Regions from separate parts of the Homo sapiens genome. Here region 1 is linked to region 2. A link is a loop called in an ENCODE intact Hi-C map of the cell type or tissue named here. Cell type or tissue: heart left ventricle. All regions are shown on one strand.

Region 1 (8,000 bases), 180 kb after region 2:
AGAGTGAGAGTGGAAGCTGCAAGATCTCTTAAGGCCTGGGCTTGGAAGCCTCACAACAACACTTCTGTTGGTCAAAGTAAGTCACAAGCGCAGCCCTGATTCAAGGAGTAGGAAAATGGATTCCATCTCTTTAAGAAAAGAGCTGCAAATAATTCATGGCCCTGCTTCATCTACGCAGGTAGGAGGAGTCAGTGTTAGAGCCATTGGCCCCTATAAATGTGGGCTGCTGGGATGTTTCTTTAATGTCAGGTGAAAATTCACTTTGGGAAAGGAGTTGCAAAGTGAGCCCAGGTTATGGTCTTTCTACTGTCAGATCAACCCTTGGCAATAAGCTCCTGCACTCTTGCCAGATGATTTTTCTAAGATTCAACTCTGATTGTATCACTCTCAAGCTCATACCTTAGTGGTTTCCTTTCTCCTGGAGTCTACAATTCTCATTCTTTTTTTGAGAGGAAGTTTCACTCTTGTTGCCCAGGCTGGAGTGCAGTGGCATGATCTCAGCTCACTGCAACCTCCACCTCCTGATTTCAGGTGGTTCTCCTGTCTCAGCCTCCCAAGTAGCTGGGATTACAGGCACCCACCACCATGCCAGGCTATTTTTTTGTTTTTTTAGTAGAGATTGGGTTTCACCATGTTGGCCAGGCTGACCTCAGGTGATCTGCCCACCTTGGCCTCCCAAAGTGCTGGGATTACAGGTGTGAGCCACTGTGACCGGCCTATAATTCTCATTCTTTAGCATGGCCACTCACAGTCTGGCTCTTGTCCACCTTTGAATCATCTCTCATGATTTCCCCATGAGTAAGCTTTGCTTCTTGCAGTATCTATTTGTTCCATGTGCTTGTATGCTTTGGTGCAGTTCCTGATGCCTAGAACCTCCTTTCTAGGTTTGTTAAGGATCAGGTGGCTCGCAAAGCTTTCTGCAAGACAGCCTCAGCTAAGTTAGGCTCCCCTCCCTGCACTCCCCTCTGGTGTCCACAGCATCCTGTGTGTGAAGGCTGGTCTCCTTGACCTCCGCTCCACCAGACTGCAAGTCCCTTGAAGGCAAGAACTATGCCTTATTTCTCTCTGTTGCTCCTAGCCCAGTGTTGGGCATGTAAAGGGAGCTTGAAATATGTCAGCAAACATATGATTATATAGTAAAATCTCTTTGGGATTTATTTCCTACTGTTTTTGATAAAAAGACCCCAACTGTCCTTTGGGCTCCCCAGGATGTACAAATATGGAGACACACCATGGAGCAGTCTCCAGGCTTGTTTGTGGGTCATGAGAGATCCTGGTATTTCTCACCACTTCCAAGGCTCTGCCTGGCCCCTCTTCCCAGCACCAAGGTCTCTGGATTCTTTCTTTTTCTTTCTGTATTTTAGAATTATGCCATCACATAATCCTTATCAGTGAAAAGTTCTTTTTGGGTGTAAAAGAAACCATCAAGAAGTGGCAAAACAAACAAACAAAAAAAAAAGCAATATTAAAATCTTGGCCAGGCACGGTGACTCACGCTTGTAATCTTAGCACTTTGGGAAGCCGAGGCAGGCGGATCATATGAGGTCAGGAGTTCAAGACCAGCCTGGCTAACATGGTGAAACCCCGTCTCTACTGAAAACACAAAAATTAGCTGGGCGTGGTGGCAGGTGCCTGTAATCCCAGCTACTCGGGATGCTGAGGCAGGAGAATCACTTGAACCCGGGAGATGGTGGCTGCAGTGAGCCGAGATCGTACCACTGCACTCCAGCCTGGGTGACAGAGCAAGACTCTTTAAAAAAAAAATCTTATCTTCAAATTGCCTATGGAGTCCACGAGAATCCCAGGAAGATGGCACATAAATACTACTTCCCAGCCATGCATGTGACCACTGGAAAAATGCTACCCTGGACTGATATGGAGTCATTAATCAGGTGTCATGCAGTGGTCCAAAATGGCCCTTACGCATCTATAGTGGACTGAGGAAAATCACTCTCCATCCATGTCAGGCCATGACCACCCTGATCATTCACTGAGGCCACCTGGGCCTTGTCACAGCCACTGGCAGCAAAGGCAGCTCACTGTGCTCTTTCACCATTCAACAGCTGCTCCAGGAGAAGGTGTGGTAAGGAGGAGTCAGGCCAGAGGAAGTGAGAAGGAAATGAGAAGAGGTGATGGCATGGGGGTGAGAGATGGAGCAAGGAGAGGGAAGGAGGGGGTCAGGCCTGCTTTCCCCTTCTGTTGCCCTAAGCATGGCCAATCTGTTTCTCCTCTGTGATTTCTTTATCGTCTGGGCTGTCAAGGGTAGAATTTCCAGTTTTCTCTGGCACATATTATAAAGTATTGGGGACAGAGGAGTATTGAACTTGAAGCTCCATAAACCTTGCAAATTTCAGCCCATAACTGATTTTCTAATAGTGCTGTTAATGTTTTTTCCTTTCAAAACCCTCAATCAATGTTGATTACCAAAGGCTTCTGTGTCTCTCCAAAAATAGCTGAACTTGCTTTTTGGGGGAATGTTTGAATAAATATTTGCTCTTATATGATACTATACACTAAGTCTTTAAATAAAACTGGGTTTAAATGAAACCAAAGGGAAGAATCATAACCTTTTACCCTATGCCAGTCACCGTGCTAAGTTTTTTGTGTGCCTTATTTCATTTATCCTCACTTCACCTCTGTGAGGTAGCATCTACTGGTATTATCTCCTGATGGGGAAATGGATATTAGTGTGATTGAGTTGGTTTAGTAAGGCCACACAGATAGTGATGGAAAGAGCTGGAAATATCCTACTTCTGCATAACCAAGTGCTCCCAACCACTTCCCTAAATGAATATAGGTCAATATATATGTGTACATATATCAGTCCTCCTCACCCAGTACCAATTTTTATTGAACATGTACTATGTGCCAAGGACTAGACTAGATACCTTCCAAAGGTCTTCACATTTCATTAAAATAGCCACTCACTAGCTGAGTTTGTATACAACTATTGCCCCTTCTCTACTAAGAGATAACGTAACATGTTGATTTAATACTTGGACTTTGGTTTCAGACAGGCTGGGTTCAAATCTTGACTTGTTTATGTGCTGTTTATTGCATATTCTGGCAAGTTACTTAATTTCTCTGTGCCTCAATTACCTCTCTGTGACAACACATAAGAGTAGTATCCACGTTATGAGGTTTAAAGGACTTAAAATTTCAAGAATGCCTAGAACAGTGACAGATACCACCTAAGTTCTATAGGAGTTTGATTAATAAGTGAACTGGCTTTTAAAACATGGCTCAGGCTGCAAAGAGAATAGGGTGAATAGTGAACTCTTGCTAGAGAATAACTCCTGCAAGAAAGATATTTAAAAGAAAATGAAAAAAAAACTATCAAATTACAAAATCTATCACAAGTTTAAAATGAGAATATTACCCACATGTGTCTACGGAGCTGTGAAGTGTGAGAGTAATGAGCTAAACTGTCTAAGTTTATTCAAAAAACAAAAGTAATAGGTCTCTTAAAATGTTTAAATAACAATGGCTGGTGATACTGGATCTTGGTTTTGAGAGGAGAACACTGTTGTCCACTTCTGAATTATTTGCTTCCAAGATGTTTTTGGATTGTCTAAAACAGGGTTAATTATTTCAGCTAATGAGTGGATTATTTATTATAATTATTTATGCACTGCCAGGGGAACATGAGGTGCTTTCCACACAGGCTTAAGTTGCCAAGGAACACAGTTGACCCTTGAGAAATTAAATAACTGGAGGCCAGTTTTATACTGATACACATATGCATTATTGATGCAGGCTTTTATGAGACAGTCTAGAAATGTCTTGTGCCCTTTGAGTTGATCATGAAAATCAGGCAAGCCTATCTTGAAACTTTTGTGGGCATGTATTCAACCTTCTTCATAATCTATATTTAATTTCCTTGACAGTCATCTTTCCTCAGATTTTGCTTTTAATCCTTGCTATAAGAACCACTACTCATCAAAATGTCCATTTTCATAAGAGGTGGGAGGAAGGCTTCCTAGAGGGGAGTGTCTGCTTTGAAGGAGGAAGCAGAGGGTTAGAGAAATCAAAATATCAATTATCTGTAAGGTCGGCTGCTGCAGAGCAAAGCTATAAAACCGAGAGAGTTTACTGCAAAAGGGTGCCCCCTGCTGGGGACTCTTTGAACTGCACGGTCATCCGTTCTGAAGATTTAGCTCAGCTCAGCCCAGAAACCTAATGCAGCTGCTGGAGAGGGGCCTCCTTCCCCCAGCACACAACTCGTGGTCCCAGACATCTCTCCCAGATGTTTCTTTATGACCCGTCAAAATGTTTGCTAAATATCATCTGTTAATTTCCCAAACATCCTGGCTCTAGTTCTTTTATGTGTAACCTGATTCAAGATCTTAAAATAGCTGACAGCAAAATAAAATATAAAATAAAACATGAAGGTGCATTTGTCCTGAAACATCAACAAAGTGTGCTGTTCAGTAGGATTCCAATCTCAAAGGACATTTATTCATCACGATGGCAGACTGGTCAGGTGTTTGGCGATCATCCCTAGTCTTCAGCTTTTTAATCATGAGATTTTAAAAAATGTCACCATCTGTAGGGAGAGCTATTGGTCTCAACCTCAGTTTGTTGTGGTGGCAGTCACTCTCCACCCTCAGCAAGTACCTCACAGCAGGACTTTGGTGCAATTGTTAAGGAGGTAGCATTGCTGCTGTCAGCCTCTCTTCGTGGATGAGGTCTGGCAATTTCTCCTCTGAGGCTGGTACCAGGCTCCATTTGATGAAAGAATTCACATTCCTCCTAAGGACTGTTTGGATTGTAAGACGGGATTCGTGGATGGAAAAGTGCTTACTGCAAAAGGAGTTTCTAGTGATGAAATACTTTCATCTGGAGAAATGGAAATGGTGGAGCCCACCCATCAAATCACACACCAGGGTTCCTCTACCCCTCAGTGGATAGAGGATCAGTTGCCATGGCAACCAAACCTTCAGCAGTTGCCCTCCAGACAGTGTAGGCTGGTTCTGGCAGGAGGGCTGACGTCAGGAGGTGGGAGGAAGTGGGGAGGAAGTCCACCCTTGAGGCCAGGCTGCTCAGGCCCTTAACACACCCACAAGTCCCCTGGATAGAGGGAAGTAGGTCCAGCTGCAGCTCTGCTCCAGGAAGCTGGGAGCCTGCAGCTGGTCTGGGAACCTTTTGTGCTAAGGGAGGTCTGTGAAGACAAGCAGTCACTGATTATAGGATATTTCATCAGAGCAGCTGCAATTGATCAGCTCCTGAATCAGTGCCTCTCAGAAGGTCCACCCTTAGAAACTTCCCAAGCTGCGTGCGTCACACATTATCTGAAAGGCTCTACTACTGTCACAGTTGTTTTAAAGGGAAAGGCAACCTTAAACAAAAATTTTCCCCTAAGCAGCTGTTAGGATAGGTAACTGATTCTCTGTGTTCCGTAGACTAGCAGCATCATGTCACCTGGGAAACTGATGGAAATGTGCCCCATCCCAGACATACTGAGGAAGAAACTTTAGTATACGGCCCAGGAATCTGTGTTTGTACAAGCTCTCTGGGTTATTCTGATACACACTACAGTTTGAGTACCAAGGAAATGGGTAATAAGTACATAATTTCATTAATACAGGAATATATAATGGAAACGAGTTGGGTGGGGGGGAGGTGAAATGGTGAACCAAACCCTCTCTAACTAAGATGAGGCCACATGTAGGTTCTTCATGCACAGAACCTATTGGTTTCCTCTTCTTCTGGAACCTAGCCCATCTTTAGTGTCCTGTTGAGTCTGGACAGATAGCAGTACTGTCCCCATCTTTGACATCATTCTTATGGAAGACACCAATGTATTCAATGATGATCAGCTTTCTAGTGGAGTTTCCAATAGCCCATTGCAGGGAAACACAGGGACTGCCAAATTGCTCGAGAGCTTTCTAAAGCCATTCACAAGGTATCTCAAACCAGCTACATAAAGGAAAACTTTGGCTTCAGTAACTGTGATAGGCTTCAGAAGATAGTTGTAGGATGAGTGATCACAATGAACTATTATTAAGAGGCTGACAATTTTTTCACAGGGCACTGTGGTGTTTAGAAGGTTGTTTTGATCCTTATCTTTTTAGCCATTCGAAAAGTGCTTGGCCCAGGTCACTCTTAAAAAGGAGGACCTGAGTAACAGCTGCCCTTGATGGAGGGCTTACTATCTACTAAACCAGCACAACAATCCAACTTCTCACTCAGTTCTCACCACATCCCTATAAAGTAGGTGCTTTTAATTTCCCCTATTGAGCAGTGAAAGAAAATGAGCCAGATGAGAAGTAACTTGCCCAAATTCCCAAAGCAAATAAGGGGCCACTCCAGGATTAGAACCCTGAGTAGTCTGACTCCAGAGACCATGGAATTAACCACAACCTCCCTGAAGCCCTAGACCAAAGGCCACCTGCTTTCCAGATCTCTGTAGAAACCACCTCTTCCTCTGTATACCACTCCTAATATTGCCACTGATAATTTGCAGAATTTTACATTGATGATCTCATTTTATATTCACAACAGTCCTATAAAGTAGACAGCTGTATCAAGGTTCCTATGTTACAGATGAGGAAACTGAGGTTCCAACTAGCCCAGCAGCCTGTCTGAAATTATAGTTCATACGAGGCTGAGCCAAGGTTCAGACTTGGAAGCACATTCACTTTTGATACACTCCATTCACTCACTTAGCTCATCATGGCTTGCATCCAAATTATTTATGTTGAAATCTGTGGTTATCAGCTATTGATGGCAGACTTTCTGAGTTAGTAACCACTTTTTTTCTTTTAAATATTCAGGAGATGAGGACTTAGAACTTTTAAAAACTATTACTTATTTTTGTATTACAAAAGTGGTACATGTTTATAATAACATGTCAAACAATTTCAGAAGCCTGTTAACCTTTTTATATTCCCCATAGCACCCAATATGTTGCCCTGGCATAAAGTAGCTTTTTAGTAAATACAATGGATGTAATTAAATATTGAATTGGTTTCTCACACAGGCACTGAGTTTCCAAGTGTTCATTGAACACCAAAAATTGTGCTGGGGGGTTGTGGGGATGCAGCTGTGTCCTCTGTCCTCCCGGAGAACAGGTAATTCAGGTGACATGAATGGGGCAAAGGGGGAAGGGCAGGCCCTGGAGGAGACTGCACTACACAACCAGATTCTGAGATTTCCATAAAGGCTTCCCAAGGAACAATATGAGTGAGTCCACACCTGAGATACATGTCTGAATTCTGCTCGCTTACTCCATGTTATTAATTTAATCTGCGACTGAATCCCCCCATTCACTCATTATCCAACAAATATTTATTGAACACCTACTTCGTGCTAGCTTCTGTGCTTGGCCCTAGAGGATTTTGTTGTTATCAAATAACAGGTTTATTGAGATACAATTCATATACCATACAATTCACCCATATAAAGTGTACAGTTTGATGGCTTTTAATATATTCACGGAATTGTGAGCCCATCACAACAATCAATTTTAGAATATGTTCATCACCCCAACGAGAAATTCCACAGCCATTCCCCACTTACCCTCAAGTCCCTCTGTGCTAGACATCTATTAATCTGCCTTCTTTCTCTATGGATTTGCCTATTCTGGACATTTCGTATAAATGGACTCACATAAAATGTGATTTTTGGTGACTGGCTTCTTTTGGGCTGTGTTTTCAGATTCAGCAGTGTTGTAGCATGTATTAATACTGCATTTCTTTTCATTACTGGCTAATATTCCACTGTATATACCATTTTTAATTTATTCATCGGTTAATAGGTATTTGGGTTGTTTCCACTTTGTAGCAATTATGAATAATACTCCTATGAACATTCAGGTACAAGTTTTGGTGAGGAAATATGTTTTCATTTCTGTTTCTCACTTAGGAGTAGAAGTGTTGAGTCAAGCCCCCACAGGGTTATTGTAGGAAAGCTACCTGGGGGATATCAAGTCAACTAGCCAGAAATTCCTCTCTTAGGTGAGGAATAGAAATGTTTAACCATTGGAGAAACTGCCAGAT
Region 2 (8,000 bases):
ACTATGGTAGTATTAAGAAGAGGTGGGGAATTTAGGAGGTAATTAGGTCAAGAGGGCTCTGCCCTTATGTATGGGATTAGTGTCCTTATAAAAGAGGCCCAAGGGAGTTTATTTGCCCCTTTTGCCCTTCTGCCATGTGAGGACATGTACAAGGTGCTATCTGTGAGAACTGGGACCCCCAAGACACTGAATCTGCTGGTGCCTTGATCATGGACTTTCCAACCTCCGAAAGTCAGGGCAGTATATTTCTGTTTATAAATTATCCAGACTAAGATATTTTGTTATAGCAGCCCTAATGGACTAAGGCACTTGCCATAATAAAGATGATTGGTGTCAGTCCCAAACCAGTACCTTCCAGCCAGCTCAGTTCATGCATGTATCATGCATCAAGCCATGGGTACTTAACTTAAATTTTAAGGGCACATTCTACTTTGCCTCTAATCTTGCTCTGTTTCTCTTGCATCTGTGTCCAGTCTCTGGCTCTTTCCAGTCTCTTCCACTTTGGGGCTCACTTCTACCCTTTGGATATGTTTGATTTTGGTTTCCCCAGTTGAATCTTCATTACTCTCTAGGGACTTTGGCTCAAGTTCTCACACAGGCCCTATGATATGGAGAAATCTTAAACTTCAAATCTGTCAAAAAGTAGTCAAAATATTGTGTCTTCAGCTTTATAAAAATGACAAACCAAAATTAATAATAGAACTTAAAGTGATGATATGTCTTCTTCATTATTACAGTTATACATAATTCTCCACTGTGAGGAGAACAGACAGGGCCTGAAAGCTTTTCTTTTGATTGATAACAAAGTATCTGGAACAGCTCATTTCTCTTGGTCAATAATACCTATGGGATGAGGAGGAAATTGGATCTCATGTATTCTTTACTATCAGTGTTACCTCTCTCTGCACAAACAAGAAAAACCTATTAATATTATCTTCCCTGTATTTCTACTATTCACAGCTGCTTGTCAACTCTGAATTTCAGCTATAGAGAAGACACTACTTCCTAAGACGCTGCTGTGTTTATGTCAATGTAAATTATTGGGTAAATTTAAATGCTGTTTAAGAAGCTTCCTTTTGCTGAGGGAGATGAAAATATGACTTAACCTTAAAAAAATTATGGGGCTGGGCACAGTGGCTCACGCCTGTAATTCCAGCACTTTGTGAAGCCAAGGCGGGCGGATCATGAGGTCAGGAGTTCGAGACCAGCCTGGCCAACATGGTGAAACCCGGTCTCTACTAAAAATACAAAAATTAGCCGGGCATGGTGGCACGCACCTGTAATCTCAGCTATTTGGGAGGCCAAGGCAGGAGAATCGCTTGAACCTGGAAGGTGGAGGTTGCAGTGGGCCGAGATCACGCCACTGCACTCCAGCCTAGGTGACAGAGCAAGACTCCATCTCAAAAAAAAAAAAAAAAAAAAAGAAAAGAAAAGAAAAGAAATCATGTTAAGATGAGGTCCTGCTGGATTAGGGTGGGGGTCCCTAACACAATGACTGGTGTTATTTCTCAAGAAGAGAGAAATTTGAACACATTGACACACAGGGGGAATGCCGTGTGATGTGGTGGCAGAGATTGGAGTGATGTATCTACAAGCCAAAGTACATGGAAGATTGCCGGCAACCCCCTTCTCTGGAGCCTTGCAAGACAGCATGGCCCTGCTGACACCTTGATTTCAGACTTCTAGCCTCCAGAATTGTGAGAATGAATTTCTGTTGTTTAGCCAACCAGTTTGTGGTAATCTGGCAGCTCTAGGAAACCAACCACGCTAGTTAAGGAGGCAGAATGAACAGTAATAGAGATCTACGGATATAAAGAATGGAAATATAGCTTTCTAAATGTCATGGACAGTAATTCTTAGAATACAGGTTTCCTCTGCAAAAACCTAGTAAGCTGTCTGACTTTTTGATTTACTGTGTGATTTAAAATGAGTTACCTCACCTCTCTGAACTTGTTTCTCATCAGTGAAGGGGGCTTTGGGTTACCAGCTCTGAAGCCTGTCCCACTTGTAATACCACCAATCTGTAATGCATATGATTTTTCTTTAATTGTGTAATTTAAGAAGCTATTAGGTTAAGACAAAGTTACTCAGGGAATTTAGTTTCTCCTCTTCCTGCCCCGTTCACCCCCGAAAGGTGAGAAGTGTGTGAAACTAAAGTATCTTATTCTCCAAGCTGAGCATCATTTCGGGTGTATGGAGTTGAAGGACAAATTACCTTCTGGCTTAGGCGCTGCTCAAGCCTCCTTTCTGCCAAGCATGTTTGAATAAACAACAACAACAAAAAACACTAATGTCTATCCACGGACTAATCAACCCAGCAATATAATGGAATAGAGGGAATTCATGCAGCCTTGAATCTGGTCCTTGGAGGACTGCCTGGGCAGGCAGTTTAAACTCCTTAAGCCTATATTCTTATCCGTAAAATGGCGATAATATTATTACTTTAATGGGTTGTTGAGAAGACGAAGTCAAATAGAATATATGTGTATATATATGTATATATGTGTATATATGTACATGTGTACATATATACGTGTATATATTATATATGTGTGTATGTGTGTGTGTATATATGTATATATGTGTGTGTAGATATAGGTATATAAGTGCCTGGTATCCAGTGGGCGTTTACAAATGTTACTCGGTTACAAAATTCTGGCTTACAGAAAGGACGCTAAAAATCTCCCAGATTCCCCTGCCAGTCCCCTGGGTGGGAGACGAGTCGGGTACTTCGCTTCCACCTGCGGGCCCCCAGCGCAGAGCCTGGAATTGGCTGGACGGAGCTAGCCGCGCCGGCGCCCCGTAGGACGGCGCGGGGGCGGGGCCGGCGGAAGCGCTCGAGTGCCGTTGTCGGCTGCGCCGGAAGTCCCTAGCCAGGCCTGGCGGTAACCTTGGGGGCCTCACTGCAGCCGCCGCTGCTGTTGGAGTGGGCTTTGCGAGTCTGAACGTTGGCGGGGCTAGGCTCGTTAACTGCCGAGAGCCTCCGGGTTTGCGGTGGAGGACGCTGAGGCCCGTGGGGGGCAGGCACCCGGGCGCCGGGCCTCCCAGCCGACATGTCTCTAGTGGCGGAAGCCTTCGTCTCCCAGATTGCAGGTAGCGCGGCTGGCCGCAGACCCAGAAGGTGGCGGCGCGGTCTCGGGGAGCCGCGTGGGGTACAGGGCTGGAGCTTTCCTCCAGCCTTGCGGCATTATACGCTGAACCCGGCCCGGATGGTGGAGGCGGGCACGGACTACCAACCTTATCTCACATATGGGAAAACTGAGAAGGAGACACTTGGCCAAGGTCACCCCGCAGGAGCAGGAGTCCCGTCTCCTTCCCTTGGGCGGTACTTTGTCCCACCTCCCCATTCAGTTGGGAGGTGCTGGAGTATGAGGGGGAGGCCTTGGATTGGGATTGAGGTGGGGGGCGTTACCACAGGGGCAAGCATCTGAACGCTTCAGTCTAAGAGTGGTGGCAGTTTCTGGGTCTTGGTACTCAAAAAGTTTAAGGTGACTGTCACTAATCAGTTGTTACCTATTGTTGAGGGAACACCAGACTTCTTGCTTCGTCTCCCAGCGACACAGTAGTGCCATTTGCTAAGACTCTAGGAGTTATTTATTTATTTATTTGTTGAGACGGAGTTTCTCTTTTGTCACCGAGGCTGGAGTGCAGTGGCACAACCTGGGCTCACTGCAACCTCCGCTTCCCGGGTTCAAGCGATTCTCCTGCCTTAGCCTCCCGAGTAGTTGGGATTACAGGCGCCCGCCACCACGCCCGCGCGGATTCATGGAAAATTTTTAAATCTGCATGTACTTTAAAGAAATACTTTTGAGTCGGTGGACTGAACATGACTGATGTATATAGGTTTGTAATTTCTCTTATTGAGGTTTTTATTTATTGTAATGAAAGAAATTAAATATTGTTGAGAAAGTGAGGAGACTAAACATAGGTACTTTGAGATAGAGGCTAATGGAATTAGTCATAACTCCCTAGCAGTGTTTTCAACATGAGTACAGTAATGAAGACAGTCACCACAATAAATAGGTACATTTGAAGTAATAAGATAGTATTTTGGAAATGGGAAGTACAGAATGTGTCATAAAATTTGCCGGAATGTTTTTCACTGCTTTGCGTTTGTGTGAACGTACATTTCTTTTTTTTCCTTCTTCACTTAAAAACATTATTTTTTAGAGGAGAGAAGCTCCTACTAGATTGCAAGCTTCCTGAAAGTAGGGATCAAACTTGTTTTGTTCCCCATTGTATCCATAGTCAGTTGGTGCTCAATAAATATTTGCGACCCAAATCAATGACTAATCTTGAGATTTCAAGCAATGATTATTTCTGCTTTTACCATTTATGTTGAAACAAAATCAGGCTTATATAGTTAGATCAGCGATTTAATTTAGTTTGCTACTATGTTGAAAAAAAAAACTTCACAGTGTATGTTGAGTGGTTCACTGTGTGCATGTGTCCTAATATGTGATTTCTTTTAATGAGAAAATGATGAATGTCTTTTAATAAACTTTGGATACTGCTTTAAGTAGTGACGTTTAAAAATTTCTAGGCATTTTGTCTGTCTGCCGTCTTAGCTATTTGTAGTGATCTGTTACTCTAGGAGGAAGCATTTAAAAATGGATAATTCAATAAATGGTGTTGGAACAACTACTAAGTCATTACACCACATGAATAAATTCCAGATTGATTAAAGATCTAAATATAAAACAACAAAATTGTAATAAAATAATTAGAGGAAAACATAGATTATTTTAATAATCCTTGGATAGCAGAAGAGGCCTAAGCAAAACTTAAGAATTCATAATCCATAAGAGAAGAAATTGGCAGATTTGATTGCCGAAAAAATTTTAAAACTTTGATAAAAGACATCTCAAGTTAGTACAAATAAGAAGACAAACCAACAGAATCAAGGACAAAGGATTGGAACAGGCATTTCACAAAAGGGTGAAATATAGATGGACAGTGAACAGATGAAAAGATGTTCTCTGTCCCTAATAATGTATAGCATCCTCCCACCCCTGCCATCAGATGGACAAAAGTGAATATGATTTCTAGTACTAATAGGGCATGGGGAAAAGTTACTCTCAAACTATTGGGTCTGTAAGTTAGTATTACTTTTTGGGAACGTAATGTAGCAATATTTATTAAAATGACATTCTCTGGCCTGAAAATTCTACTTATGGGGGTTTATCTGATAGAAATGTAAAGACCAGTACTTAAAGAAATACACAATGATATTAATTGCAGCATTATTTGTAATAGCGAAAAACTAGAAATGTTTTAAATATATGTCAAATTATTGTACACCAATCCACCAATTCCACTTCTGGGCATGTATCCAAAGGAATTGAAATTGTCTAAGAGGTATGTGCAGTCCCATGTTCATTGCAGCAGTATTCACAATAGCCAAGATATGGAAGCAACCCAGGTGTTTATCAGTGGATGAATGGATAAAGAAAATGTATATAAGATACAATGGAATACTATTCAGCCTTAAAAAAGAAGGAAACCCTATCATTTGTGATAAAATGGATGGATCTGGAGGACATTATGCTAAATGAAATAAGCTAGACATAGAAAGACAAGTAGTGATCTAAAATCTAATCTTTTTGGGGAAATCTAAGAAAGTTGATCTCCTAGAAACAGAATAGAAAGGTGGTTACCAGAGGCTGAGGGGGACAGAGGTGAGAGATGGGGAAGAGGAATGGAGAAGAGATGTTGATCAAAGGGAACAAAGTTTGTTAGACTAGAAGAAAAAGTTTTAGTGATCTATTGCACTGCAAGGTGACCACAGTTAATAATAATGTATTATATATTTCAAAATTGCTAAAGGCTTAGATTTATAATTTTCTTACAAAAATTTAAGTTGGTGCGGTGATGGATATATTAATTACCTTGATTTATTCTTTCTATTCTTTGATTTATTTAGTTCAAAATATCACGTTGTACCTCCTAAATGTACAGTTATTATTTGTCAAAAACATTTATACAAAAATTATGGTATGGTCACATTTTTACAGATCCAAAAATGAAGAAGTATATCTGTTAAATACGTTGTCTTGAAAGCTATGGTTATATTAAGTAAAAAGTTATAAAATAATATCTATTTTGTATGAACTCATGAAATCTATATAAACATACATATGTTTATATATGTTAAGAATATTCAACTAATTGTAACTAGCGATTGGGATAATAAAGATAGATTGTTGGTAGAGGGTGGAGGAACTATATTTCTGAATTGTTTGAATTACTATAGTGAGCATAGTTTACTTTTGTAATTTAAATGATTGTAATTGTTAAAATTTATAAGATTATGTTTTGCCAAGAAGTGAAAACAGGAGGCTGCCTTAATCTGTTTTGTGTTGCTATAACAGAATACCACAGACTAGGTAAGTTACAAAGAAAAAAAATTCAAGTCTCACATTTTGGGAGGCAACGAACTCCAGCTTCAAGGTGCCGGTATCTGATGCGAGCCTTTGTGCTGCATTATCCTGTGGCAGAAGGTGGAAAGGCCAGGGAGGGCAAGAGCCAGGGACTGAGAGGGCTGAACTTGCTTTTACAACAACCTACTCTTGGGATAAAGAGATGAATCCATTCATGAGGGTGGAGCCCTCATGATCTAGTCATCTCTTAACAATCCCACCTGTTAATACTGTCAGAATGGTAATTCCATTTCAGCATGAGTTGTGAAGGGGATATTCAGACTATAGCAGTGGTTAAAGTAATAATTTATCGGAAACCCTGTGTTTGACTTGTAAATGACTTATAAATGTGACTCAAATCCAGCAACTATTCACAGTGTTCTGTTTCTGGTAGTACAGGTTGGAGTTATGTATCTATATAGATCTGTTATAACTTAAGTAATTATGAATCTGTTTTTGTAGTTGAGAGCTCTAATTTTTAGTGTATCCAACACTTTGCTTATTACCTTTCCTTCCTGTGGACATGAGCTAACACTGATTATTTCTTTTGGAAACATTTAAAGATATCTGGCATCTCTCTGTGGTATTCTTGAAGTGACTTCTTTGAGATCCTTATTCATAAGGATATCTTTTTAGAAGTCTTCTCTGAACTCCCCAGTTTAAGTGAACTGCTTCTATCTCCTTACTACCAGTATTTCCCTTGCCAACTTTTCTCAGTTATCGTTCCTAAATAGGACTTATTCTGTCCATTTCTACTGCTGTTACCTTAGTTCAAAGCTTTGTCATTTTTTGCTTAGATAACCATAGTAGTCTCTGAATTGATTTCTCTGCTTCCAGTCTGGCTTCCTTCCAGTAGAGTCCATACACTGCAAGCCTCAGTGGGTTTTTTGTTTGTTTTGTTTTATTTTAATTTTCCTTAAAAAAAAAAAAACCTCCTCTTGTTTTAACATTTTGTTGGTTTCTCATTGTCAGTAGGACAGCCTCATGTCTTGTCACTTCTTTCCTTGCCCCTTGCCTGAGATGTGCACTTTGCTTGAATAACTCCTGTTCATCCTTTAAGACTCTGGGCACCGTTTTAACCATTTAATGTAAGTCTACCTGACATTTTTTTCCTGTCAAATGAGAAAGGTTTGTTGTCTAGTTTTTTTTTCCTGATAATGATAATGATATGTTGCCATTATGGAAAATGAAAACAATCCAGAGATAAAGTAAAAATTACCTGAAATCATACCACACAGATTAAGACTTTAAAATTCCATCCATCATTAAAACTTTGATGAGCAAAGCTATTTCATTCTCTTTCCCTGAATTAAAAAAATCGACATATAATATGCATAATTTTTTGTAACCTGTTTTGTCATATATTGGGATCTCTTTTCATGTCTGTGAATGGAATTACACATCATCATTTTAAAATGGTTATGTAGTATTTCATTGTAATGAAGAAGCCAAAATTTACTTAAGTAGTATTACTCGGATGGGTATTTAGAGAGTTGTTATCAGTCAGTTCAACCAGAGAAGCAGAAGTACCAGGATATCTATTTCTCTCTCGAGCCACACACACACATGCATGTATGTGCA

Evidence for each region. Peaks named below come from ENCODE experiments on the same cell type or tissue, not always from the same donor. Only the 100,000 strongest peaks of a DNase experiment are listed, where the experiment ranks them.
Region 1: a loop joins it to region 2, with 2.8 times the contacts of the local background. A loop is called at or near these places in 20 of 110 quality-filtered maps.

Annotation. Positions count from the first base shown.
Region 1 is chr2:176,450,999-176,458,998 of GRCh38, forward strand. No RefSeq gene overlaps it. Among named protein-coding and RNA genes, the nearest start is that of NRAL, 53 kb to the right of the region's middle. RefSeq lists silencers at 3,943-4,237, 4,154-4,203. In heart left ventricle, a CTCF peak has its summit at 4,112 (motif pointing left); DNase peaks (open chromatin) are centred at 4,123 and 5,063; H3K27ac peaks cover 1,365 bases; H3K27me3 peaks cover 2,223 bases.
Region 2 is chr2:176,266,577-176,274,576 of GRCh38, forward strand. It overlaps MTX2 (metaxin 2), which reads left to right and starts at 2,866. Exons shown (of 10, transcript NM_006554.5): 1 at 2,866-3,093. The coding sequence starts at 3,054. RefSeq lists enhancers at 2,507-3,134, 3,135-3,760 and a silencer at 2,713-2,802. In heart left ventricle, a CTCF peak has its summit at 3,071; a DNase peak (open chromatin) is centred at 2,845; H3K4me3 peaks cover 2,279 bases; H3K27ac peaks cover 1,010 bases.